Linked DNA regions of Mus musculus: all the other regions are linked to region 1. The links are chromatin loops, found by intact Hi-C in ENCODE. Cell type or tissue: gastrocnemius. All regions are shown on one strand. Region 1 overlaps Ccdc93 (coiled-coil domain containing 93). Region 2 holds the start of Ddx18 (DEAD box helicase 18). Region 3 has its middle 19 kb from the start of Ddx18. Region 4 overlaps Ccdc93 (coiled-coil domain containing 93).

Region 1 (8,000 bases):
CCACTGTGCCCCAGGGCACTGCCAGGGTACTGGATTGTCTCCACCTCTCCAGTGTTGGGATTATAGTGGTGTGGCACTATGCCTGACTTCCCCTACCTTTCATTGAATGTGGAGTGTGTGTGTGTGTGTGTGTGTGTGTGTGTGTGTGTGTGTTAGGATTACAACTTAGGTCCTTGGGCTTGCAAGACATTCTTTTTACTCACTGAGCCATCTCCCCAGCCCAAGCTTCTGTCTTTTAACCCATTAGCATCGTGTAGTCTCTCCTGATTTCTAAGTATTTAGAGTCGACTTTTTAATGTCTTTATTTGGCCTTATACCCCCAACTACCATCCTAACATTGCCTTCAAAATGGTAAGGGCATAATATTTATGATAATAGTTAAGTAGATTCTTAAATGTATAGTCATTTTTATAGTAACTACTATATAAGGGACAGGATCAGAAAAAAAAGGAAATACAGTCTTTTCAACCTAATGATACTTTAAAAGAATGGTGTGTGTATTTATGTGTGTGTGAGACTGTGTGTGTGTATGTGTGTGTGTATGACTGTGTGTGTGACTGTGTGTGTGTGTATGACTGTGTGTGTGACTGTATGTGTGTGGTGTGTGTGTGAGTGTGTGTGTGTGTGTATGCGTGTCTGTGTGTGTGTGTGTGTGTTGTGTGTGTAGATCAAAAGATAACTTGAGGGAGTCCATTTCTCCATCTTTTAGGTCCCAGGGATTCTTTTTTTTTTTTTTTTTTTTGGTGTTTCGAGACAGGGTTTCTCTGTAGCCCTGGCTGTCCTGGAACTCACTCTGTAGACCAGGCTGGCCTTGAACTCAGAAATCCTCCTGCCTCTGCCTCCCAAGTGCTGGGATCAAAGGTGTGTGCCACCATGCCCGGCAGCACACTTCTTAACCCACCAAGCCTTCTTGCCAGTGTAAATGGTACTTTTTAAAGGAGAAAATTGAAAGTATCAGGTGAAAAGAGTCTTCATTAATCCTTTCAATAAATATTTATCAAGTCTGTGTTACTACTGCAGCTCAGACATTATTCAGGTACTTTGGAAACATTAAGAAATTCCCTGACTTCATAAAGTTTATAATTATCATGGCACAGACTACAGATATCAAATAGGTGAAGTGTGGGGCTGAAGACAGCTTGGTAATTAAGGATACACTGCTCTCGCAGAGGCTCAGGGTTCAGCCCTCAGCCCCGAGCTTGGGCAGCTCACAGCTGTCTGTGTCTTAGTTACTTTTCTACTGCTGTGATAAAATACCATGAACAAAAGCAGCTTGGGGAGGAAAGGGTTTATTTTATTTACATTTCTCCATCACAGCCCATCTTAGAAGGAAGTCAGGGCAAGAGCCTGGAGGCAGGAACTGGAGGGGTGATGCTTGCTGGCTTGCTCTCCAAGGCTTGCTCGGACTGTTTTCATGTACAGCCCAGAGCCGCCAGCTCTGGGGCAGCACATCCACAATGGGCTTTCCCCTCACCCTTATCTAATTAAGAAAATGGACTACGGGCTTCTCCATGGGTCATTCTAGTGGCTGTGTTTTCTCAGTTGATGTTCCGTCTTCCCAGATGGCTACAGCTTGTGTCAAGCTGACATAAAACTAGCCAGCACAGTCCATGACTCCAGCTCCAGGGGATCCAATGCCTGTTCTTGACCACACATACCCATAATTAAAAATTAAAATGTGAATCTCTGTCCTGCCTTTGAATTTTTGAGACAAGGATTCTTCCCCCCCCCCCCTCTCTGTATGTGTGCATGCGTGGTGTGTGTGTATGTGCGCCATAGCTTGCATGTAGAGTTGGACACAGGTAAAAGTTGCTTCTTTCTTACCATGCAGGTCCTGGAGACTGAACTCAGGTTGTCAGGTTTGGCCGCAATTGCCTTTATCCTCTTAGCCATCTTGCTGTCCCCGTTGTTTCTCATGTTTTAGGTCTGTCTGAACGAGAGCTGGTGACTTGCCAGATGTCCAAGAGGTGGTCGGGCTGGGATTTAGATCCGGGACAAATGAACCATCATGGAGGAGGAAATAGTGAATGTAACACGTAAAACTTTAAAAGAGTCCGCTCGATGTGCTGGTGCACACCCGTAATCTTGGCATTCAGGAAGCTGACGCAGGAGGATTACAGTTTTGACACTATGCTTAACTGTATAGCAAGATCCTTTCTAAAAAGAAAATACCCTTAAAGTATCAGACAGTGTTATACTAAAATCTCAAGCTCAGAGGTTTGCCTGGTGATCCACATGTGTCCCTTGTTTGATTTTGTAATGTTGCTGTGGTAGACACCATGATCAAAAGCAGCTTAGGGGAGAAAAGAGTTTATTTGGCTTACAGGTCCCAGGCTGTGAAGAAGTCAGGGCAGCATGCGGAGGAAGAATGGGAGCAGGATCCATGGCCGAAGCCTGCTCACTCGCTCTCAGATTGATGCTTGGCTGACTTTCTTACACACTCAGGGTGACCTGGGTCGGGATGCTGCTGCCCACCATGGAGTGGGTGATCCTAGAGCAGTTAACAACATAACCTCCCAACCACTCACACAGGCCAGCCTGATCTGGGCAGTTCCTCAATTGCGGCTCTCTGCTCAAATGACTTCAGGCTGTGTTAGGTTGGCCGAGCTTTTAAAGAAGCTCTGACTTTTCCGAAACAGTTCTGCTGACTTTTTAGGAAGTCTGAGTTCCTGAGCAGAGCTGAGGGTGGCTGGCGAATGTTTCTAAGAAGTCTTCCTGCCTTCTCTGCCCTGCCTCCCTACTGTGTGCTTCCTTCCCTATTGCTCCCGCCACCAGGGTTAGTGCTGGCAGCCACTCCTGCTTGTTGCTGGGACTGCCTGGGCTTGGCTCTAGTTTCTGGGAGGCAGTTTTAAGAGACTCATAAACCCCAACATGACTTGCTATATCCTCCCCTCTGGGCACTTATGAATTGCTTGATTAAGCTGCCAGTGAGGAGTGGCTAGGGAGAGCCCTCTGGAAAAGCAAGAAGGTTGGTTGTGTATTGTCGAGGTCTCAGCCGCTGGATTTGAAGCTCCCAAATGGAACTTTTTCAAGCTCGAGCTCTGTGGCCCACTAGGGGGAGCACTCTTCCTGCTGAAGATGGCACTAAAGACCAGCGTGGTGGTGTGCTGAGCATAAAGACACTCAGAGCCAACCAGGGCCTGGAACTTGTCTCCCTTGGATTAGTGTGGATTCTGGGTAGGTGGTCCGCAGCACCACATGACCAGGACGTGGTGGCATGAACCTATAAAACCAGTTCCAAGGTGGAGGCAGGAGGATCTATCTTTCTTGTCTAGGAGTCAAGTTTGAGGCCAGCCCGAGCTGCACAGGACCTTGCCTTAAAAACAAAACAAAAACCAGAAAAACGAAAAGAAAAAAAGGAAAGAAGGCAATAGGTGTAATACATGATGGGAAGAATCCTTTGTGACCTTACATGCATGTAGCTGAATTGTGCTTCTCATGTTGGTCTACTGGGATGAACTTGGTCAGGTCTGTCACTGTCACCCTGACCAGGCTGGGACTTCTTCACAGTTCTGCCTAGACTTTAGAGCTGTCTTTAGAACCACTCAGTGTGTCCTGACTCTGCTTACTGTTTTCTTCTGGACAGTGCTCTATCGGAAAAGATTGTCTCCGTCCTCCCAAGGATGAAGTGTCCCCACCAGCTGGAGCCCCACCAGATCCAGGGCATGGATTTTATCCACATATTCCCTGTCGTGCAGGTGAGGGCTTCTGCGTGGATTCTTGCCTCTTAACTGGGAGTTCCTGGAACACACCTGGCTCTCACAGCCCAGCCTGGACCCAGGCTGTAGTGTGGGATGGGTCTGGGGCCCTGGACCCTAGGTGTAGCGTGGGATGGGTATGGGGCCCTGGACCCTAGGTGTAGCGTGGGATGGGTATGGGGCCCTGGACCCTAGGTGTAGTGTGGGATGGGTCTGCTGCCGCGCAGCTGACAGGGATTCTTGCCAGCAATCTCAAAAGGCAGCTGTGCTCCCTGCACGGTAGTAGTTTCACTTTGGCTTCTGCTGTGACCTTTGAAGGTTCCCACCAATGGCTTTTGTTTTCCCTTTTCATATGTGCATTGCCGTGTGCATATGTGTGTGTTGCACATGTGTTTGTGGGTACATGAGTGTGGAGGTGCATGTGTGGGGACATACAAGTGCGTGTGGGTGTCTTGTGTATGTGTGCATGCACATGTGTGCATGCATGTGAGTACATGCATGTGAAAGCCAGAGGACAGTGTTGGCCATTGACCCTTACATGACTACTTGCCAAGTAGACTCGACCAGCCGGCTAAGACTTGTCTGTTTCTCTTGCCCATACTGGATCTGTCTGTGAGAGCAGATCCTCTTTGCAAGTGCTGCAGCAGTCATGGTGGAAAGTGAGTATCTGACCGACATTAGCTTTGACAGCAGGAACTCCACAGCGGGTTCTGTGAGAGGCTCTGGGATGCAGCCTTCCCCTTCTCTACTGCATCACACTAGGTATGGTCCATCAAAGCACATCTCCCCAGACACAGTGGACACAGGCTTGAGAGGTCAGAACGGGGAGAGGGGCTGGTGATCCGCAGGAAGGCAGAGGTGAACCGAGACAATCGCTCTGTGGTTGCTGCTTTCTGTTTGTTTTAGTTTTGGTTTTGGATTTTGGATTTTTGTTGTTGTAATTGTTTGTTGTTGTTGTTGTTTTTGATTGTTTGAGACAGGTTTTTCCCTTTGAAGCCTTGGCTGTTGTGAAACTCACTCTGTAGACCAACCTAGCCAAACTAGTCTGCCTCTACTCCCAGATGCGGAAGGGTGTGGGCAACCACACCTGGCTACATGGTTGGTTCTCATCTTCAATTTGATACACTGTAGAACCTAACTGGAAGAGAGTTGCACTGGATTGTGTAGATCAGCTTGGCCTGTAGGTGTGTCTGTGAGGGATTGTCTTGACTGCTGTAATTGATGTGGGAAGACATAGACTGAAAGTGAGCAATGCCAGTCCTGGATTGGGTCCCTGGACTCTATCCGTAGAGAAAGCTAGCTGAGCATTAGGCGTGCGTGTGTTCCTTTCTCTCTGTTCTTTTCTGAGCTGTGACTAGGTTTGAAGATCCTGACTCGACTTCCTCACAGTGATGGACCTGCGATTGTGAGATAAAATAGTGTTTGCTTTTGCTCTCCTAAGTCTTTGTTTTTTTTTTTTTTTTTTTTTGGTTGTTGTTGGGATTTTCTATCACAACAACAGAAGGAGCCAGGACAAACACCGTGTGATCCAGAGTCATGGTTCTTGGTGCCTGATGCTATCTCTCCCTGATGCTATCTCTCACCCTGCTCTGCTATGATTTCAGTTAATGTCCAAGGTCTCTGGGGGTGGGGTCGGTGGTAGAGTGGGAATAAATGGAAGATGCTAATAACAGGAATGTTCTTCCTAGGATATACACAGCACAGGAATGTACCCTGTGGAGTATGTGCTGTGTAGCATGGTTTTTTTTGTTTGTTTGGTTTTTTTTGTTTTTGTTTTTGTTTTTCATGAAGTCAACTTATTGGGGCAACTGCTTCCTAATCGTGTCTTTTGCTTGTAGAATTTGAGTCCTTGCGATGATTCTGGACGTAAAGCATCTGTGGAATCCCAGTGACCTGAATTTGATTCCTAGGCCCCACGTAAAGATGGAAGAAGAGAAGCAACTCCACAGAGTTGTGTTCTGACCTCCACATGCAAACCATGGCACACAAGTCATCAGTACAAATGAACTATAGATCTCCCTATTCCTGCCTTAGGAGTGCCTCCCTATGGCTTATATACCTAGGTGCCTAGGCAGCTGGACCTGGCCGAGTTTGCTGTGCACTTGAGAAATAAACTACCACTGCCCCCGTATTGTTTTGAGGATGTGAGAGTTCTCTCTGAGGAGGGACTGTCAACTCTAACAAATGGTTCTTTCTTCTGATGTGCTTGTGAATAACGGAAAGAATGAATGAAGAGCAGGCATTATCCACAGTGTGTGAGTGTGAGTGTGTGTGTGTATGTGTGTGTGTGTGTGTGTGCATGCGCATGATGTGCATATTTATGTTTGTGCATACGTTGTGTGATTATGTTTGTGCATACGTTGTGTGATAAAACATTTTCTGGGAAGACGTAACACATAGGCCTGCTCACCTAAGATAGGGAGCCCACAAAAGATTAAAGTACACATATCACCAAAGTCCAATCCAGTGAACCAATGGGGGTTTTATTAGAGTTTCTTACAGGAATCCGTTCACGTGAGGGCTTACTTACAGGAGCAGAAATGACTCAAAACCAGCTGGGAATCTGAGCACACTGCACAGCCTGCTGGTTGTGGCCTGTGGCAGGTTGGAGAATATCCTTTCCAGCTCTAAGCTCTGCCAGGCAGCTTTCCTGGTTTCCGTTTCTTCTAGGCTGCTGGTCTTGTGTCAGAGTCTTCTTTGGTCCGCTTCTTCTAGGCTGCTGGTCTTGTCTCAGGGTCTTCTTCACTTTGGTTGTCCGAGTGTCTTCTTTGCAGGTTGGCTTCCTTCTGTCTGAGGGCCATTCTCAGCTTTTATTACTTACTCTGCCAGGGAGGGGTCTAGTGAATCTGGTCAGTTTCAGGGATTTCCTGATGTTATTTTGATCTTGTTTACGTTCCAGTCCTTGCTTAAAGAGCTTCCCTGTTTCAGTCTTGAAGGAAAAAAACTGCACAACAGCATATGTGTTTTTAATTACATGATGTTTTTTTAATTGGAAACTCGGACTAGCAAAGCCAACTGCTTCCAGACACCAGCTCCATGAGACTGGCAACTTGAACAGAAACCCCATGTTAGTCACTTGATGGGGAAACCTCCCAGTTGTAGCTCCCGGCTTTATCTTGTAGCTGCAGATCATTTGAGGAGAGTAATGTAGTGTCTGTGTAAGGTCCTATAAAGGTTGTACCTGAAATGTCACAAGGATTCAGAGAATGTTCTAGCCAGTGATCCCAGGGCCTCAGGCCCTGTACTGCTACAAACTCTTCTACCACCTGAGGATTTCTTTCATCTAGCAGAAGAGGGGTTGTCTCAAGTGGTCTCTGTAGTGTCTGTCTGTCTGTCTGTCTCTGTCTCTCTCTCTCTCAATCACCCACTGACATTAAGATGAATGCATACCTGTCATCCCAGCACGTGGGATCATGCTCACCCACACAGTGAGTTTGAGGTCAGCCTGAGCTCCATGAGACCCTGTTCCAACAACAAAAGGAATGCCAAGGAACTCCCCCTTCTCTTGAAGAGACGGACAGGCCTATAGCTTTCAAATGTTGCACAGTTACTTACGGCTAGTCACACGAGGTCACCGGGTCCTGTCACCTCAGAGGCCCAACTGGCTGCTCTTGTCTCGTAGCAGTGTGTTCTCATGGTTTCTTCCCACCTGGGCAGGTCAGTCGTGCCGACATGAATCCCCGGGCTGCACAGTTTCCCTGCAGTAGGAGTCCATTCCTGTCATCTCACCTCACTTTCTCCCACAGTGGCTGGTGAAACGAGCTATCGAAACAAAGGAAGAGATGGGAGACTACATCCGCTCCTACTCCATCTCTCAGTTCCAGAAGACCTACAGCCTCCCGGAGGTCAGTGCTCTGCCCCGCTTCCTTCTGCTTACTCATTGTCTGTCCTGGTGTATTTAATTTCTTCCTCTTTCAGGTGTATGTAGATTGAGTGTGCTTGTGTGTTTACATGGGTGCAGGTGCCTAAGGAGGCCAAAGACATCAGGTTCCCTGGAGCTAGAGTTGGGAGGTGGCGAGCCACCTGACCCGCATGCTAGGAAGCAACCTTGAGTCCTCTTGCAAGAGCAGTAAGAGCTCAGCTGTTGCCGTAAATCTCCAACCCCAATAAACCCATGCAAAGGACACACGGCTTGGTTGTAATATTTATAAGCTGCACGCCTGGACTGGGCAATATACCACTACACTACTATACTCCCCAGCTATGAGATCCCTTGCTACTTGTGGCTCCTCCAAGCCACGTGGTTCTGCTCCATCTTCCTTCCACCTCCTCGTCCTCCTCCTTCCTCTCTCTCTTCTGTCT
Region 2 (8,000 bases), 130 kb after region 1:
GCAGGTGGACTTCTGAGTTCGAGGCCAGCCTGGTCTACAGAATGAGTTCCAGGACAGCCAGGGCTACACAGAGAAACCCTGTCTCGAAAAACAAACAAACAATCAAAAAAACCCAAAAAACAAAAAAGGATCACCCCACCCCCACAACAACAATTATCTGTGTAGCCCTTCCTGACTGTCCTGGAGCTCAACTTACTAGACTGGCCTTGAACGAAGATTTGCCTGCCCCTGTCTCCTGGGTGCTGGGATTGACAGCGTACACTAACACCGCCTGCCTCTAAAGAAGGGTATTTGAAATCCCACTAAGCAGTATCAGGGCAGCAATTGTGAGTTTCACACTTCAGGAGGAAAGAGGCACATGTTCGACTAAGGCACACAGTGCCCTGTACTATCTGCTCACTTGAAAAATCAATGTCTTATTTATTCACAACTTTCCTACAAGTTATCTTACAGACTCTGCAAGTAAGTACTTATGGGGAAGAGGGCTTACAAAAATATATGGGCAAAAGACAAGTAAATCAAGAGATCAAAGAATGATTAATGTGAAGTACCTTCACACAGAAAAGCCTGGGAGATACTTCCCATCACCATCATCCCATCACCATCATAGATCCATGTTGTGTTCGAAATCACGGAAATATACAAACCCAAAAGACTATGTGATGATAGATCCAGTTTATTTACAAAGCCCAATGAACTGCTCCCTAAAACCCATAGTGGAGTATTATAAATCTAAAGAAATTCTTATCAAATTTGAACTTTTCCCAAGGGCAGCTAACTTAAAACACATACAAATCTAGGGAAAACCTAAAACCCACTTCCCTTGTCTACCAATAAAAGGTGTCTTTTAGCTCCCAGGGTAGACTCATGGTGGTGAGCATAGGGGATGCTTCACACATACAACAATAGAGAAAAGTGACCAAGAGCTGAAAAGCTATCTGAATGACCAATATTAAAACAAAACAAAACACCAAAAACCTACCAGGCCCGGCATCATTTGCCATTTTCCTCTTTTTCTTCTTTTTCTTTTTTACTTCTGAATCAGGAGGTGGTGTTGGTGCTGCTTCTCCGTTGGCTAAAGTTGTGAGTTTCTGGGGTGACTTTTTAACTTTGCCATTTTCCAAGGTCTCCTCAGGCATGCCTCCACTTTGTGCTTCTGCTGAGTCCACAGGCACAGAACGTTTCAGGGCCTTTTTCACTTTTCCACCTTTTCCTGTTTCTTTAGGCACATCTCCATTTTGAGGTTGGGACAGGCTTGTGTCTGATGTTTCTGTTTAAAAACAGAACTTACACTGTGACAAGAGAAAGCTTACTTATAAACACTGACCTTCACAGGAGAAATTATGGGTTTTCTGGAACCCCAATCATTTAGTTTTTCTTGTATGTTCACTGTTAAAACCAAATATTGGTACTCTATTATAGAAAAGGCACATTTTCTTTATGGAAAAAAAAAATGTCAGTAAAGGAAAGTTGTTTTAACTTCAAAAGACCCTATCTGTTTACGGCTATATAGAAATTTGTGACAGAAAAATGTCAGCAAGATCACATAATTAAATCAAATGATTAGTAAACAGCAATGAGGAGAAATATATATTTTAACATTAAGCATTTGGCCTGCTGGTGTTGGCACACACCTTTAGTCCTAGTACATGAAAGGCAGAAGCTGGTGGATCTCTATGAGTTTGAGGCCAGCCTGGTATACAGAGCTAGTACTGGAACAGCCACGGCCAAGTGTCTGATAAATATAACTGAATGATATTTACTTCGCATTCCCACAATTATTACTTATATAATTTCACTTCATTCAAACCCAACTTTCCTAGACTTTGGTGAACTGAAAATTCAGTAAACGAAAACCACTCATTAAAACCCTATTAAAGCCCCAAACTATCCTCACAAGTTTTCCATTTTCATACAAAGAGAATGAAGGCAACACCATCTTTAATTTACATCATTACCCACACCAAGAAGTAGCTACTAAGTAGCATTAATTATTCTACAGGTACTAAGTGAAGGAACATCAATACTTTTGCCTAAAATCCACCATCCCCTCTGGGATGTCTTTCAAATACTATCTGTTGAAAATTGCGTGGGTCTAGACAATTATTCAGCGATCCTCAACATACTGATCTCTCGACCCCCCAACCCCCACTACAGTTGTCTCATACCAGATATTTACATTACGATTCATAATAGCAAAATTACAGCCATGAAGTAGCAACGAGGTTATTTTATGGTGTGTGTGTGTCAACACAATATGAGGAACTGTATTAAAGGGGTACAGCATTACAAAGGCTAAGAACCCCTACAGGTAGGTAACCTAAACAAGCTACAGAAACTGCAACAAGAAAGTGACATGTGTAAATTTTTCATTTAAGCCCTTGTGCCAAAACCAAGACGTTAAGGAATTCACTAAGTTGTGCGCGACAAAAAACACTGGGAGGGTTCTGCCTAACATATGAAGAGGATCGCTGCAGGAATGAAAAGAACGGGTTTGGGGGAGAGAGCTGTATCACTGGGAAAGCTCCGAGGAAAACAATTCGTAAGTTTGGGCAGGGGATGAGATCGAGCAATTAAGTGAAAGTCGGGAACCGTAATGGATACAAAGTTCTACGTGGGGACTAAAGATGCTGATGGGGGGGTCTAGGGTAATCTGCAGGTTTTCTTGCCAATAGAAAGTTGGGGAAGAAAGTCCGAGGCCTCCCGCTTTCACCCTGAGTCGAGAAAGCCACGCCGGCAAAGGGCAGAACCAATGAAGGGTCCACGGGGGCTGGGACCCAGGCGGCCTGCTCGTGCCGCGCATCCCCGGCTCCCGCCGGAAGCTGCCCAGCGCACCGCCGAGTTCCTGGGTTCCCCACGTCGTTCGCCAGTGCGGGGTTCAGCACAGCTCACCTTGCAGCTTCAGGTTTCGCTGCCGCAGCTTGGCATTCCGCTTCTCGATCTTCCTGCGCAGGAGTTTCATCTGTAACTGCGACATCTTGCCAGGCCGCCCAGCCGTCTGCACCGAGACAGATGCACGTGCGCAATTGCAAGTCGGAAGTGTACCGCTGGAGCCTGCGGACCCGCGGGGCGGAAATGCTTCGGGCGGAAACAGTTCCTGGTGAGAGCTGGGTTCCCTTTGGAGACCGAATTTCCTGCAGCGCCCCCTGGCGACTGGAGGACGACTCGTTGTGAACCCGTTCGCCTTGCTAATGGCCCCAGAGTTTTACAAACCAAGACTGCACAATAAAAAAGCCGATTGGAAGACGGAATTCCTTGTGGCTCAGAAGAGTCTCTTTCCCTTCACTGCTAGAGAGGTGCCAGTATCCTGTCAGAAGAGGTTTAAGTCTTAAAACCTTCTTGGGAGACGGGGATGGTGGTGTTCACCTTTAGTCTCAGCGTGAGGGAGGCAAGAGCAAGTGGATCTCTGAGCTGAGACCAGCCTGGTCCACAGGGCAGCACTCCACCCCTCCACCCCAGTGCCTTCCAAACAAAACAAAAAGACTAAAGAAACAAAAACAAAAACCCAACAACAAACCCACTTCAATTTGGACCCTGTATCACACAAACGTCTTTTCTCACCGTATAGTTTTCCCTCAATTTTTCAGGGCGTTGCACTCTTCTTTTCTTTTCTTTTCTTTTCTTTTCTTTTCTTTTCTTTTCTTTTCTTTTCTTTTCTTTTCTTTTCTTTTTTTCTCTTTTCTTTTCTTTTCTTTTTTTCTCTTCTCTTCTCTTCTCTTCTCTTCTCTTCTCTTCTCTTCTCGTCTCTTTCTTTCTTTCTTTTTCTTTCTTTCTTTCACTTTTGTGCTAGTTTGCGGTAGATGTATGGTGAATGACATAGGTAAAACACTGAATTTTTACACAACTTCCACGAAGACAGAAACACAGTTACAGAAAACATACCGACAGGGAAGTTCGTGCGCTGCCTGAGAAAGATCCTGGTTTCAGGATGGACATTTGGGTGATGTCTTCCTTCAGCCTCCATTGTGCATAGATTGTGTGTGTGTGTGTGTGTGTGTGTGTGTGTGTGTGTGTGTGTGTGTGTGTGTGTGTGACAGAGAGAGAGAGAGAGAGAGAGAGAGAGAGAGAGAGAGAGAGAGAGAGAGAGTCAGCAGTCAGTCAGTCCCGGGATGGGCATGCAGATAGAGTCTTTAATTCAGTATTGCAGTTCTGGGTATTGAACCCAGGGCCTCTTTCATGTCAGTCACCATTCAATGGAGCTACACATTACTCCTAAGTCTATAGAAGTATTATAATTGGGGCTGAGGAGATGCCTTAGTCTATAAAGTGATTGCCTTGCAAATACAAGCCCTGAGTTCCATCTACCTCTCATAGGAAGAAAGCCAGTTGTACTGGTGCTCAGAGGCCAGCATCCCTGTAAGACCAGGTCTAGGAGAAACCATGTCTCAAGATGGATAGTGACTGACATCTGTGATGGCTATTCTTGTTGTCAAATTGACTACCTCTGGAATGAACTACAATCCAGAAAAGGAGGGCACACCCGTGAAAGATTATTTTTCTTGGTCTAAAGTGGGTGAATACACTTCTAGTTCAGACCTTTGAGGGAAGAAGACAAACACATTTGATCTGGATCTTAAGGCTGGAAGGTACACATTTAATCTGGGCCACATCTTCCACTGGAAGGTATAAGGACATGAACATGGTCTTTGCCTGCTTGCCTTGGTCTTGCTAGCCCATCTTTTCTTCACTGGCATTAGAACCTACTTCTTTGGGATTTCAGCATATACTGAAGACCAACTGAGACCACCTTGTGGCCTGAGCAACTACTGGATTCTTGGACTTTCTGTTCACAGCTAGCCACTGCTGGATTAGCTGGTCTGCAGTCTGTAAGTCATTCCAATAAATTCTATCCTGTCTGTCTGTCTATCTATCTATCTATCTATCTATCTATCTATCTATCTATCTATGTAGAGTCATCCTATTAAATTCTGTTACTTCAAAGAACTCTGACATCCAAGGATATCCTTTGATGAAAACACACATGCACAAACATGCGCGCGCGCACACACACACACACACACACACACACACAGGGGTGGAGTGGAGAACATTTAAATTACACAACTATGCTTTACCCATGCTATTCTTTGAAATTTCTCCTGGGATCCTTGAACCAAGAATAGTGTCGTAAAGTAAAATGTAGATTCTTATATTTTAATCAGAGAAGAAGGGCTTTGATTCATGGGATAAATCAGTCTGTTGTACCAACACCTTAGAATCGTTAGAAGTAATGATCACACTTGCTCTAATCTCTGAAATAAGGCTCTTTCTTTACCTTTGTTGTTGTTGTTATTGTTGAACTGAAGATTAAATCCTGGTCTTTAGGCATAATGGCAGGAATCATATCCCCAGAACACACGAAGTGATCGTCTATGATCTTTTCAATACCATTTTCTACAAAATTCACCACTCTATAGTATATAGGAGTCTTCAAAGTGCTGCATTACTGTAAATATTCTATAAATTAGCATGCCATGCTGCTATTTCACAGCCTGGTTGTCTTTAGGCAATCAAATGGCTGTTGCCTGTAGGGTCACAAAAGCTATAGGGCTAGAACAGACTAAATTTGAAATATTTTCTTTGTGTGTGTGTTTGTGTGCACTTGGGCATGTGTATATGTGTGCAGGTGCCTATGGAGGGCACAAATCAATGACCTGTGTCTTCTTCAATAGCAAGTCTGTTTTATTGTTTTGAAACAAGAGTCTGTCACTGAGTGGAGAATTCACTGGTTCCCCCGGACTCTCTGCCTACACTTTCCAGGAATCTTTCTGTCTCTGTCCACGAGTTTCACGACTACAGATGTCTACTGCTAGTCTGCCGTTTACTTGGTTGACGGATTCAGACTCAGGTCCTTATGCTTGCACAGCAGGTACTTTACAAATGAGCTGTCTCCTCCGCCTCTCACAAATGATATTCCAGTCACTCTCCATGAAAAACTAGGAACAGAAATATTCAGGATTCAGCGACAAATCCAGATGGAACATATTTTTGTGTCTTTGAAAGTTTGATGTTTATTGCTGAGCTCATCCTTTACAGGGATATCTGGTTACTTTAAAATTAATTGTTGCATGGTCATGGTGGCACATGGCCTTTAATCCCAGCACTCAGGACACAGATCTCTGTGAATTCAAGGACAGCATGGTCTACAGAGCAGGTCTAGGACAGGCAGGGTTACACAGAAAAAATCTGTCTTGATAAACAAAAACAAAACAAAAAATTAATTGTTTATCTCTGGGCTGTGCACTCTGAACACAATTTATATCAAGTATTTATTAGACATTTGAGCACATTCATAATTAGTTATTGCGTTTGTATCTGAATTGTAGGTTTTGACCTATCATTAAAAATTGTAACATAGTAGGTGTTGTATTTTATACAAAAAAGAAAGAACCGATCGGCGGGAGACATCTTGGTTCCTGGATTCCACCAAGACTAGTCTGCACAGGTGAGAGTGTGGACTATAGAAGCTAACAGCTTCTGGGACAGGCAGGAGGCACAGAGCTTCTTAGGCAGCCCCCTTTTCAGGCTCCAGACATCCGGGCACCTTCCTTGCCAGAGGATAGGTGTCCGCCCGGCCTGGGAGGGCTTTGCAGGAGCACCTGGGGGAGCCATCTTGATTCCCGGATCCCTCTGAGACTAGTCTGTGCAGGTGAGAGTGTGGACTACAGAGGCTAACAGCTTCTGTGACAGGCCGAAGCAACACATCTTCTGGGACAGGTCCTGTTTTGGGCCTTCATCTTCGGCCAGGAGGGAGGTCCGAAAACCAGATATCTGTGCACCTTCCCTGTAAGAGGAGAGCTTGCCAGCAGAGAGTGCTCTGACCACTGAAACTCAGAGGAGAGAGCTAGTTTCCCAGGTCTGCTGATAGAGCCTAACAGAATCACGAGAGGAACAATCTGTAACCAGAGACAACTATAACAACCAACTCCAGAGATTACCAGATGGCGAAAGGCAAATGTAAGAATCTTACTAACAGAAACCAAGACCACTCACCATCATCAGAACCCAGCACTCCCACCTCGCCCAGTCCAGGGCACCCCAACACACCTGAAAAGCTAGACCCGGATTTAAAAGCATATCTCATGATGATGGTAGAGGACATCAAGAAGGACTTTAATAAATCACTTAAATAAATACAGGAGAACACTGCTAAACAGGTAGAAGACCTTAAAGAGGAAGCACAAAAATTTCTTAAAGAATTGCAGGAAAACATGACCAAACAGGTGATGGAATTGAATAAAACCATCCAAGACCTAAAAAGGGAAGTAGACACAATAAAGAAAACCCAAAGTTAGGCAATGCTGGAGATAGAAACCCTAGGAAAGAAATCTGGAACCATAGATGCAAGCATCAGCAACAGAATACAAGAGATGGAAAAGACAATCTCAGGTGCAGAAGATTCCATAGAAAACATCAGCACAACAATCAAAGAAAATGGAAAATGCAAAAAGATCCTAACTCAAAACATCCAAGAAATCCAGGACACAAAGAGAAGATCAAACCTACGGATAATAGGAGTAGATGATTTTCAACTCAAAGGACCAGCAAATATCTTCAACAAAATTATAGAAGAAAACTTCCCAAACCTAAAGAAAGAGATGCCCATGAACCTACAAGAAGCCTACAGAACTCCAAATAGACAGGACCAGAAAAGAAATCCTCCCGACACATAATAATCAGAATAACAAATGCACTAAATAAAGACAGAATATTAAAAGCAGTACGGGAAAAAGGTCAAGTAAGATATAAAGGCAAGCCTATCAGAATTACACCAGAATTTTCACCAGAGACTATGAAAGCCAGAAGAGCCTGGACAGATGTTATACAGACACTAAGAGAACACAAATGCAGGCCCAGGCTACTATACCCAGCCAAACTTTCAATTACCTCAGATGGAGAAAAAAAAGTATTCCATGACAGAACCAAATTCACACATTATCTTTCCATGAATCCAGCCCTTCAAAGGATAAAAACAGAAAAAACCAATACAACGACAGAAA
Region 3 (8,000 bases), 110 kb after region 1:
GCATAAAGTGTTTTTTAAGATGTATTTTTATTTCACATGCATAAGTGTTGTGCCTTCATGTCTGTAAGCATGCTGTGTGTGCCTGGCTCCCAAGGAGCCTGGAAGAGGATGCTGGGCCCTTGGAACTAGAATTACAAAACTGTTGGAGAGATGGCTCAGCAAGTGAGAGTCCTTACTGCCCTTCCAGAAGACCTGAGTTTAGGTCCTAGCACCCACATCAGCTGCTCATCATCAACTATACTTGCAGTTCCAGAGGATCTCAGGCCTCTAGCTTCTGAAGGCATTTGCACTATTGTACATATGCCACCTCCCTAACAGACACTCACACGCATGCACACACACAGGCATGCACACAGAGACAAACATACATAGAGACACACACATGCATGCACGCACACACGCACACACACACACAGACACATACAGTCACACACACAGACAAACACAAACACAACTAAAACAAATCTAACTTAAAAATGAAAACCTCGCTGTTCTACCTCCCACTCCATGATGAATGCCTACCTGTCGCTTCCTCTGCCCTCCTAACCCCAGGTCTATCCAAGATCCCTGGGGCAGAAGACATTCTAATTTCTGAGAACCCTAAAGTTTTGCCTTCTCCCAACTTGAGACCTGCAGAGAAGGTCTTGGAGAGTCCCATTTCCTTGGTGTGCTGTAAGCTGAGCAGAGAGAACAATGTTCTCCAGTCTTATGGGTCACCTGCCCAGACATGTGACTCTTAGTTGATCAGAACATGACAGTCAAATACTGTAGAATATATTTTTCTCTAAGTAGCCCACAAATCTCTAAAACAGATAGATCAGATATGGACATAATATATGACAAGATCTAGAGTCGCCTAGGAGACACACCTCTGAGCATGCCTGTGATTGGGTTAGCTGGGGTGTAGAGACCTACCCCGTGACTGGCATGATTCCATGGGCAGAGGTCCCTGGCTGAATAAAAAGGAGAAAGTGAGCTGAACATCAGCATCCATTTCTCTCTTTCCTGACGGAAGGAACAGTGTGACCAGACGCCTCACTCCCCTGCCGCCCCTTCCAAGGTGGGATGGGCTGTGTCTGTAAGGTCTAGGCTAGAGGCTACTCACACTATGCTGACCTGATGCTTCAGCCTCTTCCTCTCTCCATCCTCATGGCTGACTGGGTAATTCCCACCCCTATAGGGAAGTGGCAGGGACCCTACTGAGTGTCTGCTTCTGAACCTGTAATCCTCTCTTCTTCCTCTGGGGAAATGTACAAACTCTAGGCTACTCAAGGCCCTAGGTAACTAGGGTCTACAGGTGGCACATCTCAAATGATGGATACACAATAACCAAAGAGATGAATGATATCTCTTCCAGCGCTGCATGGGGAACAGTCAGTCTTGTTACAAGCAAGTAGCACAGGCTACTCACCAGCCATATGGCCCTAGACCTCCACTGTCTCTCGAACATGTGATGGTGAATCCCTGCTTTGCCTCATGGGCCTGGATTCTCCACGGAGCTCTTGCCATGCTGCTGTCTGTGTGTCCGTGCTATTCACCTTCCTCCTAAGGAATCTCTTATCCAAAAGGACAATCCGCTTCAATGTCACATTGAGCCCCTTGTCTGAGACCTTATAGTATCTTCAAACTGTGATCCCCGAAGCCCTTCTTCCTTGAATAGTTTTGTCTTGCATCTTGTCACAGCAAAGAGGAAGTAACTAAGGCACTTCACCACCTACCTGTGTCATGAAAGTCTGGGGCATCTGAGTCCTTTTCTCCAGAATGGGCATTCACTAGGTAGCCCAGACTAGCCTTAACTCACAGGTCTGGTCTGTGTCATCCTCCAGAGTAACTGGAATTTTAGGTTGGAGTCACCACAGATTTATCTCTGTGTGTGTGTGTGTGTCTGGATTATCTTCTGGCCTGGCTACGTAGCCTCCAAGAGCTCCTTCAGGATGACTCTGGGAAGCATCCTTTTCTTGTTCTGAGTTGCAAGTGCTTCCCCCACAGTTTGCATTAATCAGCTGAGCAGCTGGGATAGAGGATTGGAGATGGGTAGGTGGACACTTGAGGATGGGTGTCGTTTCCCACAGTGACTTTTATCTGAGCTGGTGACACCAGCACTTCCTGATGGTCTGCAGAACCCATCCATCCTCTGTCTTCAGCTTTAATTCTACTCCCAGAGACTTTCTTAGATTATTGGTATTATCTCCTAGGCACCTTCAACAGGGCAGTTAAGTTCACCCACTGCTCATTTCATGTTACCATGGTAATTCACTTCACCACACAAAACAGATTCATAGAGACGAACAGAAAGAAATTGGAATAAAACTCTGAGTACTCCTAACTCTTATCACCAAAAGGCATTGGAAGGAAGAATATTTTCCATCCCAGGCCAGTGAGATGGCTCAGCTGGTGAAGTCTGTACACTGGAGTTTGGTCTCTGGCACCCACTCAAAGGTAGAAAGAGAGAATCGACTCTTCTGATCTCTATGGCTATGCCTTGGCACACACAGCATGCACACACATAATTATAATAAAGTAATAAAAAATTAAAACCAATATTTTCATTGCAAAAAAATAAGAACAATTTGAGGTGATGGAAATGCTAATTGTTTTTATTCAATCATTACATAATGTATATAAGTATAGAAAAACAAACACAGGGGCTGGGATGATAGCTCAGTGGATAGGAGCCTTTGCTGTATACACATGTTTATACACATGCTCATATACATATGTATACACGAGTTCAAATACTAGCAGTCACAGGAAAACTCAAACATGTAGCATGTGCCCATGCTGCGGAGACAGGAGGATCACTGAGCGAGCTTTGCTGGCTGTGATCTTAACTCCAAGTTTACTGAAAGACCCTGTCTCAAGGCAATAAGACAAAGACAGCCAACCAAAACCAATTAAGGCTGATAACCTTCATTTAGTCCTCTCCACATTGAGAGGGCTGACTTCCTCTAGTTGTCCTCTGATTCCCACATTCATGGATGGTACACACACACACACACACACACACACACACACACACACACACAGCACCCCTACCTCCACACAGCCTTACAGAGTCAGAAGATCTAAACTTGCAGGGGTGCTTAGCAGAGCCTGCTTCCTTGCCTTCTCCAGCTCTAGAGCACACAAGGTATGGCTTATGTGCCCATTTACCTATTCAAAGCCAGCTGTGCTATTTTTTCAGATCTCTCTGGTGCCATATTTTCTATTCTGATCTTGGTTTAAAAATATTTATTTATATGCTTTGTGTGTGTGTGAGTGTGGTAGGTAGTATATGTGTGTAGAGGTGTGGGGGGTAAGTAGTATATGTGTGAAAAGGTCAGAGGACAATTTATGGGCTGGTTCCTCCTTCCTCCATGTGAGGAAATTCTGGTGGTCAGGCTTGGCAAAGTGTCGTTATCCAGACATCTGGCTGCACCTTTAGTCTGACCTTTTAGACTCCTAAAGATGCTGAGAATGTAGTGTGTCCATGTGAACAGTTCAATATCATCACCCAATAATAGTGGTTCTATAATTCACTATATAGACCAGGCTGGTCTTGAACTTGTGATGCTCCTGCACCCCTGACTCTTCTCAGATGCTCAAATACATGCTACGAGGATGAGGTCAAGGGCACTGCTCCTGTGGTGTCTGGTCTACTGTGATCTATGTAGCACCAGGCTTGAGGCTAAGCCTTTGGTCTTTGCTCTCACACACAGCCCTACATTTGGACTCCGGTTCTTGTTCCCGCCTGTGTCTTTGGATAACAACTGTTATTCGTTTGCAGGAAGAATGGACTACCTCAGTGTGATGGTTTGTATATGCCCAAGGAGGGGCAGAATTAGGTGTGGCCCTGTTGGAGTAGGTGTGGCTTTATCAGAGAGGGTGTGTCACCATGGGTGTGGGCTTTAAGACTCTCACCCTAGCTCCCTGGAAGTCAGTCTTCCACTAGCAGCCTTCAAATGAAGATGTAGAGCTCTCAGCTCTGCCTGCACCATGACTGCCTGGATGCTGCCACGCTCCCACCTTGGTGATAATGGACTGAACCTCTGAACCTGTAAGCCAGTCCCAATTAAATGTTGTCCTTTCTAAGACTTGGCTTGGTCATGGTATCTGTTCACAGCAGTAAAACCCTAACTAAGATCTTCAGCTAGCTTTAATCAGGGAGGAAGAGTCTCAGCTCTGGGGTGGATTCAGGCCTGAATCTGGGCCAGGACACTTATTAGCTGCCATGGCCTCTTCTGATTTGTATTATATCCTTATTACCACCAGGATGACATCGACACTGTGCTTCTCATGGCTGCTCAGATGCTTGGTGATGGTACAACACAGGAAGTGCTTAGGTCAAGAAAACTAGGTGTCGAGGTATTCCTGAGAGATGCAAGATCAGAGAAGCTCAAGGTATGAAACTTAACTTAGAGTCTGATAGACATGGTGTCAGATCCATCTCTCCCAACACTCTGAGGGTGAAAGGGCGTGGCAATGTCACTCAGGTCTTTCCCCTGCTTAGTGCTTTCCCACAAACACAAACGAAAGCTCCACAGCTCCAGGCCCAAGTTGCTCCTGACAACTCAGCAGGTGCTGTCAAGGTAGCTGCCCTTTTTGGCTTGGGCCTATCTTGGAGGCCCTCTGCTGGCCACAAGGCAGAATCATGGAAAACTGTGCACAAGTGCTTGCAATGTTGAGATCAGAGGAAAACTGGAAGGAGTCGGGTCTCTCTTTCCACTTTGTGGGCTCTGGGGTTCAAACTCCAGTCATGAGGCTTGGATACATTTGTCTTTACCTACTGAGCTATCCTCATCTCGTCACCTCCAAGAAGGCTCCTTTTAAACAGCTTGTTGGCCTAAAGCACCTTAAAACCTCCTTGATGGGGAGGTGTGAGGGGGGACCTTTTCTGTTTGACTACCGATCTTGACAGCTTTGGCCTCTGTGAGCTGATGGCTTGTGATCCTTGGAGCTATTGTCCCTTCCTCGTTATGGATGAGGAGACAGGGCCCAGAGAGGGCAAGCCACTACCTCAGTGTCCCATTGTGAGCCCTCACAAGATCCAGAAACTCCTGGAGGCTGATACTCTCTCTCTGGTCCGCTCTTCTCCAGATGACAATCCCCACGGAGGCAGCAGTCCCGCCCCCTAATGCCTGTGAAGCTCCCAGATCCAGGGCAGGCTCTTCCAGGCTGAGCTTGCCTTGTGTTCTTTCTTTGATGTGTACTCGTCCTAGATGTTCCCAAACCTGACTACTTGAAAATAACTCCTTCCTCTGAGCTCCAGAGCAGGGAGCTGTGGCCCCAGAGAGTGGGGATGCAGTGAGCTGCCTGGCCAGCTCACAAACAGCAGAGGTGAAGACAGCAAATCATAAAAGCTGCATCTTTGGGTTCTTAGAATGGATGAAGAAGCCAGAATGATTTAAAAAAAAAAAAAAAAAAAAGAAAGAAAGAAAAGATAGAAAGAAAAGGACCCTGGGGCTGTGGATGTCACTCAGTGGGTAGAGTCCTTGTCTGGCACGCACAAAGCCCCCAGTTCGTTTGCCAGCACTGTAACAGTTGGGGTACATGCTTGTAACCCCAACATTTCAGAAGTGGAAGGCAAGGGGATCAAAAGTTTAAGATCATCTATGACTACAGGGTTTGGTGTCAGCACATGCAACATGGGATCCTCTTTAAAATTAAAAAAAAAATCAGAGAATTATCTTAAATATCTTTTTGAGATTCTCAGATTGCCCAAGCTGGCCTCAAACTTGCTGGGTAGCAGAGGATGGCCCTGAACTCCTGATCCACCTGCTCTACTTCCTCAGAGCTGGACTTACAGATGTGTGTCACTTTGATAAATGCCTTTAGAGAACCAACCCAGAACATACTCAGGAGAAAAGGTGGGTGGCGATGTCTCCTGTGCACGTGATGTCAAGTGCAGCTGCCACCTAGATGCTCAGCGGGAACCTCCTGATCCCAACGCGGCAGGCAGCCTCAGAACCAGAAGAGAAGGGGCCTGTTTCCGCTCCTTCAACCTGTGTCTGATTCAGTCTGAGCAGATGTATCTGGCTGGGTGACTCAGACCCGGTCCCAGGCGGCTTGCTTCCCTAATGGGAACTGTATTTGTTACTTTTCTCTCTGGTGTGACAAAATACCTGGGAGGAGCAAGTAAAGGAAGGGTTTACTGTAGCTCACAGTCGGAGGGCACGGTCCACCATGGCGGGCAGTCAAGAGGCAGCTGCTCGCACTGCATCAGTCAGAAGGCAGAGATGTGAATGGTGGTGCCCTGTGGACCCTGGTCTATGAACCGCTGATGTCACATCCAGTGGGTCTTCCCTCCTCAGTTAGGCCTTTCTGAAAACATTCTGAAGTATGCTTCAGTGATCCTAAATCCCTTCAAGCCGACTCTCACTACTAACCAGCACAGGAAGTGATCTCGGTAGCCCCCGGGACTTGGAAACATGGTTTCCAAACAGGAAGTCTACATGCTGCACAGCAACTGAAAACCAAAAGCTTTCCCTCCTCCACACACTGACAAGCGTAGATGCTAAACCCAGAGGGGAAGACGTCCTTCCAAAGGGCATGCGGCCAAGGTTTTATCTCCTGTGTGGATACCAACCCACAGACTGAATGGGACACTACTGAGCAATCCTAGGCTGCCTATAGCATGCTTCCCACACAAAGCATCAACAAAGGCACAGCTGCTCCCCTCAGGCAAGCCGGAGCATCTGCCTCCTGAGGATCCTGATTTGTGGATGACTGCATGTATTAGTATCATTTCCGGTGCTGGCCTTTTAACTGGCCAAGGTTACAGCAGAATGGCAGGTACTCACGCCCGCCCGTGACTGGAGCACACAGGAGGCAGAGGCAGATGCCAGTGTGAGGCTGCTCTGCTCTATAAAGCGAGCACCGGGTAGAGCTACACAGTGACTGTCAACCATGATCAGAGTAGACAAGTTTCAACAGGAGGCTTACATATGGCTATTCAATACTTTTATAAAGGCAACCACATGAGAACCAGTCAGGTTACTTGCCCCATCAATGGTTGGCTAAACCTACCAGGGATGAGATAAGACCATCTCAAGTGCCTCATCTGCAGTCTATAGGAAGGCAACCCGTACTTAGACACACACACACACACACACACACACACACACACACACAGAAAAGACCTCTGCAGCCATAATTACTAAATGCGAGGTGTTAGAAACCCAAGAAGTTAAGGGGTCAAAATATAGTTACATCTGGCAATTTTGGATTTCATTGACAACACAACTTTGTAATTAGATGCCACCGAGAACATTCTAGAGTGTAAGGACTCCTCTAAGATTTGACTGTTAAATTTGACTTGTTCACTTTTAGACATCACAATGAACTTCATTTACAGGGCTCAAAGGAAGTCAGCTCTGACCAAATGCCAAGCACTGTCCAGGATAAAGTCTCAGCCTGCTGTGACTCTGGATGGTGCCCTGTACCGAGCTGGAGGAGCCCCACCCCACGTTATGCTGCCAAGAACCTGAATGAGCATCATCACCTTTCTGCTTTCTCATTTTCACTTGTACACATGGGAACAGGTCTGAGACTGACAGTCACTGTCGAGTGCTTCCATGTAACTGACACAGGGTCTTTCAAACCCAGAGCGCATCAACGCCACAGGTGGGTCACCATGTCCGCCTGGCACTTATGTGCTTCAGAGACCCTAATTCTGCCATGGCAAGTGCTCTACAAGTGTTGTATCCCTTTAGTTCTGAAACAAACAAACAAACAATGGCTTTTCTGGCCAGGCAAGGTGATGTATGCTTCTGATGCTAGCATTCTTAGGAGGCAAAGACAGTATGGTCTCTGTGAATTCAAGACTAGCCTGTTCCACACTAAAACTCTATCCAGGAAAGTCTTTGTAGTTACTCAGTGGTACTCCACCACTCTGGCTGGCTTCTGTAAGTGTTAAGACTCCCAGGCACTTTTTTCAAATGTCTCTTGTTCCCGCAGAGCTGATCTTTGCCTTCCATCTTGTTAATTGCAGTATCTAGTTGTGACAGGGCAAGACAGTGCAG
Region 4 (8,000 bases), 48 kb after region 1:
TTAACATTGCATTTAGGGGCTGGTGAGGTGGCTCAGCAGGTTGAGTACTTGTCCTGCAAGCCTGGTAACATGAGTTCAATCCCCTGAACCCACATAAGATGGAAGGCGAGAACCAACTTTACAAGGTGGTCATCTTCCCTCTACAATTCCTTCTGTGGCACAAATATGCTCCCCCACAGTAACAATAGATGATTGGTTTCTTCTGGAAAGAAGATTGGATTCAGCCAGGATCCCAATAAAGGGGGAGGTATTAGGATATGATGTGGAGGTATCTCTCAGGTGTGAAGTCCTCAAGTTGGTCGTTTGAGAGAAGGAACTCAGGCTGAGAGAATATGGTTAGATGTTCTCAACTTTCAAAGACTTCGTCAGAGAATGGAAGTTCCATTCTAGATAACTCTGGCTGGCCTGTTGTCACTTTTAGGAGGACCTGGACAGACGGTACAACATGGAAAAAGAGAAGCTGTACAAGATCCGGTTACTACAGGTGAGTATCCACAAGGACCAGGGCCGAATAGATATGCCTGGCTGGTATGCATGTCCTGTGACTGATGGAGTTATAGGTGTATAAGAGCTAGCGTGGCCAGGACCTGCTCACTGCTCCCATTGCAACCAGACATGCTATGATGTAAGGAGTTGCTGGCAGCAACACAAGTGTCTGTTACTTTCAGCATTGCTAGTTGGAGTTGAACTTTACCCTGCATTCAGAGTAAGTATGATTGGCATCACAATTACAGGAGTTCTGCATGTTCCAAGTTCTGTTCCCAGAACTCATGTCAGTTGCCTCACGGCCCCTGTACCTCTCATCTGCAGGGCATGTGACACCATCTTCTGAACTCCACGGGTACCCACGCCCAGGCACACATGCCCTCACACAAACACATACAAATACAGATCATTAAAAAGGTAAATACATTTTGGTGGAAGCTTAAGAGATGGCTCAGCAGTTAGGAGCACTGGCTGCTCCTCCACGTGACCCAGGTTCGATTCTCAGCACCCACGTGGCAGCTCACAACTATCAGTCCCAGTTCTGGGGGGTCCAGCACCCTCTTCCGCCTTCCAGGGGCACTAGGCACCCACAGGCATACATATACATGCAAGCAAAACCCCCATACAGCATAAAGTGATAAAAAACAACTTTCAGTAGGTTGTTTCTCCAAAGGCAAGCCTCAGGTAGGTCCCAGAAGCAGGATTGAAGTTCAGGTCTACTTACTAACTAGAGAGTTGAGAGCATAGCTTCACAAACGGGGTGGGGAGATGGTGAAGCCAGCTCCAAACCTAAGCACAGTCAGTACTTCGTTTCTGAGTCCGTTTTGTATTGCCAGTGCCTGGCTCATGGAGATTCAAACCCACAAATGACCCTTGGCCTTGTATTACATGTCGGTTTGGGTCACTTTCTTTTCTTTTGTCTGTGTTCCTGGGAAGCTAAGCTTTGGTAGGAATGGCCAAAGGGCTCCATGGGCCTATGAGAGGTTATTATCATCTTTCTGGCTCTTAATTATTTTGTGAGATATCCATATCATATTCAAATGAGTCAGATATGTCCTTGATATAAGAGCACTATTCTTACTTTTAGTGTTTCAAGTGTTATAGCTCAAGCTGGCCTCAAACTGTATGTGTAGCTTGGGCTGGCCTTGAACTTCTGATAAACCTGCCTCCCTCTCCCAAGTGCTGGGATTATAGATATGCACCACCATGCATGACTACCTTTCAAATATTTAAAGATGGCTTCTCAGCCTTCAGCAAAACCAAGTGCAAATATTTAAAGGTACATAGAATTAATACAATCTGGGCCCTACTGCTGTTTGGAGACCCTGACTGATAATGTATCAGGTCCCAGTAACAGGAACTGGAAGACTTGCCCTCTGGGACCTGGTTATTTGAGGACCAAGATCTGCACATATATGCCAAACTACAAGGCTGTTTGTGTGGGGAATGCACTACTAGGGAGAGGCTGAGACCAAACTAGAAGATACAAGGAAACCAATGGCTTGCTGAGGGCCTGGCCTGGGAGAGGCAGCAGGATCTGTGAGTGGAGGGGGCAGGGGAAAGTGAGGGCTGCATCTCATGGAATTTGGTGATGCTGGATGAGAGGAAGAGGGAGATCAAGGTTATGTGGAGGTCACTGGGAAACGGGCGGGGACATGAATGGCAGTCTGAAGAAAGTGTAAGTAAAAGCTCTGCTGGTCTGGACTGGGTTCTCTGGAAGACAGCTCAGCAGTTTAAAAAGCATTTGCCTTGCAAGTGTGCGGACCAGAGATCGCATCCCTTGAAGCCCCATAAATTCCAAGTGCACCTAGTGGCCCACCTGGAATTCTACCCTCAGGGAGACAAGAAGGTCTCCAGAGCAAGCTGGCTAGCAAGAGCTCCAGGTGTGACTGAGAGACAGACCCGGCCTCAGTGGATACGGTGGAAGAATGACATAGGGTGATGCCTGCCATCAACTTTAGGCTGTCATGTGTACATGTGTATGTGTACACAAGGCCCCCCACACACACATACACACACATATGAACACCACGTTGCACACATGAAAACTTGAGGGGGCAGTAACCATTAGGTAGCATTGTGGGAAGAATGATTGGTGTCAGCTCCAACTCAAAAGAGTTTGGGCTGGAAAACAGTCTGTAGTGGGGATGGTAACTAAGGCTGTGGGCATGTGGGCAAGACCCCAAACTAAACCCTAGTGAGCAATCAAGCAAGAACGAGAGAGAGAGGGTGATGGGAGAGGCGCTCAGGCTGCTCACAGGTGAGCGGACAGCTTGGGTTGCCGTCAAACATCAGTATGATAGATTTTGCTTTATTGTATTTATTGTTGTCAGGATTGGCTTTATCTCTTAGAAGCCCGTTTTTTTCTAAGGAGAGAGAGAAAGGGTGGGTCCAGAGGGGAGGGGGAATAATCAGTCGGGATGGATTATTTAAGAAAATAATCTGAGTCCAATGTGGCAAGTGGCTGAGAACTGAAGGATCTAGAAACTCAGATTCCTCCATTCACCCATGCCCCAGAAAGCTTCCAGAGTGAGACTTTTCCTGTCAAGACATGAGAAGCATACTCCAGTGACTGCAGTTAGGGAACTCACGGCGATCAAAGTCCTTGGTGAAGCAGTGAGTTCTTACTGCAGTTATTTCTGACCCTACCTTTGGTGAGGACTGACTTACACAGAGCAGGGGTAACTCACCAAAAAGCCCTCTGTAACACAAGTGACAACTCATGAAAGTGCAACCCTGAAGCCCCTGTACCATTTGCAGGCCGCTAGACAGGTGGCAGTCTCCTTGAAGTGGTTGCTAGGCAGCATCATGGCTGGTCAGTGGCCTCTCCCAGCAGTTGTTTGCTGCTTCCTTGGGGAGGGACCCAGTGAGCCTTGTAAATTTCCCAGATCATGGTTTGTTTTCTTCCTGAGTCTCCTGAGCCCTGGGCCACAGTCTACCCCAATTCTTCCTGGCAGGAGTCTTCTAACTGGGAGGGAACTGGGATACAGCATTTGTCAAGCAGAGAGAGGCTGAGGCTTGAAGGACGGAGGCACTAAGCAGGCCTGGCTGTCAGGGCAGGAGGCTGGAGGCTGAATGGTGGGGAGACAGCTCAGCAAAGACTTGAGCAAATGTAAGTGCTGATGAACAGCGAATGTTCACACGTTGTCCACAGGCACCCTCACACATGCAGGACATTCTAGAAACAAAGACACAGTCACAAAGTATAGCATGAGTGCTGGTGTGAGACAGCCCCCAGGGTAAAGATGTGTGCTGTGCAGGGCACAGGACCAGGTTCACTTTCTCTGCCCATTAAAGAATTAGAAAGCAGGAGAGCAAGGTCACTAGAAGACTCGGGGAGTCCAGCAGAGCCATCGTGTGATGCTAGGGAAAATGGAGTTTTCTCGTGGGGTACTTGGCTTCATTAATAAAAGAAATTATGAACAGACTCAAACAGAAGCTCAAGGACAATTTATTAATTAGAGTTTAAAAGGCAAACCCCAAGGCAGGCGGGCTGTGAATCAGAGTTGCCCAGGAGGAGAGTGAAGATAAACGTGGAGGCACACAGTAGGGAGGGAGCTCAGAAAATGAGCGAAAGGCCAAGGGCATTCGTTTGCGATTTTAAAAGTGTAGTCAGGCTCTTGCCAGCATTACAAAGGAAAGGACAAAGAAAAGAAAACCAACCGAGTAGTTAACACTCTTCTGAGCCTTGACTCAGGAAGGCAGGCAGTCCCCTGGCCTGGTCCCTGTCCTGTCTTGCTGGACTAACCCTTAAGGGAGCAGACAAGGGCATGTCTCCACCTAGAGGTGGATTCCGTCCTTTACAGCCAAGCTTGATTCCTGGACCCACATGGTGGGAGGGGAGAACGCCCACAAATTGTCCTCTGAGTTCTACCACCCATTGTGGCATATGCCAGGAAGTAAGCAAGCAAGCAAGCACATGCAGCTTTACACACTTTAAACATCAGATGGTTGTACCTTAAGATTCCCATGAAGAAACTCGAGGTCAGCCCCGCCACTCAGAAGGAGAGAGATGAGAGAGAGGCTGCTGAGAGAGAAGCAAGACCCCGGACTGGTAGGGCACAGACAGGAAGAACGAAGGCTCAAGAAAATGGCAGTGCTCAGCCCAGGTCCTGAGATCTGCATATAGCCGTGGTGTGGAAGCTAAGTGGTGTGGTCCTCATGAAACATCCTGCTGCCTCCTAAATACCTGACAGGACAGTCTGGTCCCTTTGAAAGGCTTTGAGAAACTAGTAGGCTTCTAAGTAGAGGAATTCAGAATACATTTTGGATAGGCAGCAGGATGGCACCTGTCATCTGGGACTCCTTACACTGCCTGTCCTCTGGTCAGTCACGATTCCATGTGAGGACCTCAGGCCAGTACAGGAATGTGTGTCTTTGTGGCTGGCTCAGCTGTGAGGAGCAGACAAATATAGCCTTTGACCAAGTGTTCTCTCCTGTCCCTTTGCATTTAGGCACGAAGAAATCGAGAAATAGCAATTTTGCATCGCAAGATTGACGAAGTGCCCAGTCGAGCAGAGCTGATACAGTATCAGAAGCGATTTATTGAACTCTACCGTCAGAGTAGGTGCATTGATCAAACACACAGACTCTTGGGCTTTGTGAGGGATGGGAGGGAAGGGGCTTCGTGCAGTTTAGCGCAATGTAGCATTGGTCAGAGCGCAGTCCACAAGGGCCACATTGAAAAGGACCTTACGGGGGCTGGCAAGATGGCTCAGCAGTTAAGAGCACTGACTGCTCTTCCAGAGGTCCTGAGTTCAAATCCCAGCAACCACATGGTGGCTCACAGCCATCTGTAACGAAATCTAATGCCCTCTTCTGGAGTATCTGAGGACAGCTACAGTGTACTTACATAATTAAATGAATAAATCTTTAAAAAAGAAAAAAAGAAAAGGACCTTACTTCATCTCTGGGCTTGCTGAACAGCCCTGGGAGATGACTCGTGGTCTCTGTTTGCTCTGTAGATGGACTCGGGACCTTGAGAGCCAGCACTGGCCAGCTCTCATGGTGGTTAGCCGCGTGCAGTCACCTGAGCCCCCTCTTCTTTCCAGCTTCTTGTGAAGCATCCCCACCCCAGCATCTCCTGGTGGCCCATGGTCGTGCTCCACAGAGTCTCACTAGCGTTGCTTTAGAGCATCGTGTTCTCTCCATAATCCAGGACCTGCCTCACCTCAGCCTACTGCACAGTCACTGCAGCATATCAGGCTCAAAGCTTAAAAAATATTAATATTCTGTATATATTAATTAATGCTGGAAATTAATACAGTGGCAGTTATTCTGAGACCTTTTAATATTTCTTAGCTAGGCAGACTCTCGCTTAGCTCATTTAAGTTAACCTGACCACCTAGCCCCATCCAGTCACATGACTAGCTATACCTTTCAGACCCGTCGGCACATGTGACTTTCTTCTTCACAGAGTTCCTTTCCCCCTCCCAAGAAGTCCCACCTTCCTCTCTCTCTTCTGCCCAGTCACAGGCTTTAGCCTTTTATTGGCCAATTAACTTAGGGAGCAAGGTTTACACAACAAAAGCTGGTATACATGAGAATTTGGTCATCTTGGGGGCAGCCATATCTTGGGGTACAGACCAACCCCAACAGAAAGCCACTCTCAGGGTCAAGGAAGATGGTCCCTCTAATTAAAGTGCTGCTTGACAGGATTGAGGCCCTGAATTTGATCTCAAGCACAAGAAACATATTGTTGTTGTTTGTTTGTCTATTTTTAAAGGCTGGCAATATGGCTCAGTTGTTTAGTGTATATGTTTGCAGAGGACCCAGGTTAAATTCCTAGCAGCCACATGACAGCTCACAGATGCCCATAACTCCAGTTCCAGGAGATCCAACACCCACCATGGGTCCCAGGCACACATGTTGTGCATATACATTCATGCTGGCAAAGCAACCATACATGTTTTTTAATAGGCCAGGTGTAGGTACACACACTGGAGACAGCTAGATCCCTGAGGCGCACTGAACACCCAGACGAGCTTAGTAAGTGAGCTCTGGGTTCACTGAAAGAGCTTGTCTCAAAAGATAAGGTGAAGAGGGATTCAGAAAGATAGCCACTGCCGACCTCTGACCTCTGAATGCACATGTGCACACGTACAAACACACATGCACAGAGACACAGGCTTCCGTGACGACTAAGTGTGCATATAGCCCTGGGCACATGCCGCATGGGGTTGCGATGCTGTGGTTCACTGATGCTCTGACATGATGCTGATCTCTCTGTATTGGCAGTTTCCGCAGTGCACAAGGAAACCAAGCAGTTCTTCACTTTGTACAATACCCTGGATGACAAAAAGGTTTACCTGGAGAAGGAGGTAAGAGCCTTTGTCTGCTTATTTCTTTCTTTTCGTATTCCATTTAAAATTTTACTGTGGAGGGGAGGCGTTGTGCATATGTGGAGGTCAGAGCACAGCTAGTGGGACTTGGTTCTCTCCTTACACCGTGTGAGCTCCAGGAACAGAACTCAGGTCTTCAGGCTTAGCGGCAAGCACCTTTGTACTTAAGACTTCACACTGGCCTGAGGAAGAGCCTTTATGGAAAGAAGATAACTTAGATGAGCCACTGACAGCATGGTAGCTCCAGAAGATTCAGATGGACCTAGAGCCTGAGACGGAGTGTCTAGTAGAAGTAGAGAGTGACTGCCTTCCTGTGCCAAGCACTGGGGACTGTCACTGCAAAGCAGTGGGAGCTCTCTGCAGTGAACTAAAGCTGGTGTTTACCCATTCTGTAGTATCATGTGAGAAACACCAGCTTGAGGTGCTGGGAAGATGGCTCAGTACGTAAAGTGCTTGCCTTCCAGACACGAGGGCCTGACTTCAATGGCCAGAACCCACATTAAAAAAACAAAACACAACACCACCAAAACCTGGCATGGTACTGTGCTTGTAATGCCAGGACTGGGTGGGCAGAGACAGATAGACCACTGGGGACCGCTGCCCTAACCCCAGCCTAGCCTCCTGGATGAGCTTGGATCAGTGATAGACCCTGTCTTAAAGAGCAAGGTGGACAGCCTCATGAGGAATGGCAGCTGAGGTTGTCTTCTGGCTTCCACACGCAAGTGCACATTCAAACGCAAAGTCCAGGGATAGTAACTGCTTACAGATGAGCCAACAGGTACATGGAGTACAGCCAGGGGACCTGCAGACAGAGCCCTTCCCAGCATGTCTCACAAGGTCAGATGGATGCTCTAGCTCTGAGGGCAGGGGCAGTTTCCATGGAAACAGGACCATGAAGATTGTGTTTTATCAGAAACTCTCAGGACCACTCAGCAGCTGGCCAAGATGGTGACTCAGTGTGGGAGTGGAGCAGTGGAGAATAGGCACTATCTTCTCTGTCTCCACCCTACTGGCCCACCCTGGACTGATAGCCTCAAAAGAGAGTGATGTTTGGGAAGACCAATTGATCCCTGCTGGCAGTTTGTCCAAAAAGTCCTGCCACTAGAGTCCCCTTTAAAAAGCCATCTTTCCTCATTCTCGTTGTCATGCATTCTAGGGAAAAATGATTTTCTT

The links. A loop is a pair of places that touch in the nucleus more often than their neighbours do. Peaks named below come from ENCODE experiments on the same cell type or tissue, not always from the same donor. Only the 100,000 strongest peaks of a DNase experiment are listed, where the experiment ranks them.
Region 2: it touches region 1 in a loop (3-fold over the local background); 20 of 42 quality-filtered maps call a loop at or near these places.
Region 3: a loop joins it to region 1, with 4 times the contacts of the local background. A loop is called at or near these places in 20 of 42 quality-filtered maps.
Region 4: it touches region 1 in a loop (3-fold over the local background); 12 of 42 quality-filtered maps call a loop at or near these places.

The regions. Positions count from the first base shown.
Region 1 is chr1:121,438,196-121,446,195 of GRCm38, forward strand. It overlaps Ccdc93 (coiled-coil domain containing 93), which reads left to right. Exons shown (of 24, transcript NM_001025156.2): 4 at 3,587-3,698; 5 at 7,445-7,543. Among named protein-coding and RNA genes, the nearest start is that of Gm35243, 11 kb to the left of the region's middle. In gastrocnemius, no CTCF peak of the experiment used is centred here; a DNase peak (open chromatin) is centred at 3,068.
Region 2 is chr1:121,564,899-121,572,898 of GRCm38, forward strand. It overlaps Ddx18 (DEAD box helicase 18), which reads right to left and starts at 3,082. Exons shown (of 13, transcript NM_025860.3): 1 at 2,893-3,082; 2 at 983-1,270. The coding sequence starts at 2,977. In gastrocnemius, a CTCF peak has its summit at 3,144 (motif pointing left); a DNase peak (open chromatin) is centred at 3,110; H3K4me3 peaks cover 1,907 bases; H3K27ac peaks cover 1,218 bases.
Region 3 is chr1:121,545,052-121,553,051 of GRCm38, forward strand. No RefSeq gene overlaps it. Among named protein-coding and RNA genes, the nearest start is that of Ddx18, 19 kb to the right of the region's middle. In gastrocnemius, a CTCF peak has its summit at 4,609 (motif pointing left); DNase peaks (open chromatin) are centred at 4,608 and 6,531.
Region 4 is chr1:121,486,182-121,494,181 of GRCm38, forward strand. Ccdc93 (coiled-coil domain containing 93) reads left to right here. Exons shown (of 24, transcript NM_001025156.2): 18 at 422-484; 19 at 4,941-5,049; 20 at 6,724-6,806. Among named protein-coding and RNA genes, the nearest start is that of Htr5b, 38 kb to the right of the region's middle. In gastrocnemius, a CTCF peak has its summit at 4,272; a DNase peak (open chromatin) is centred at 4,258.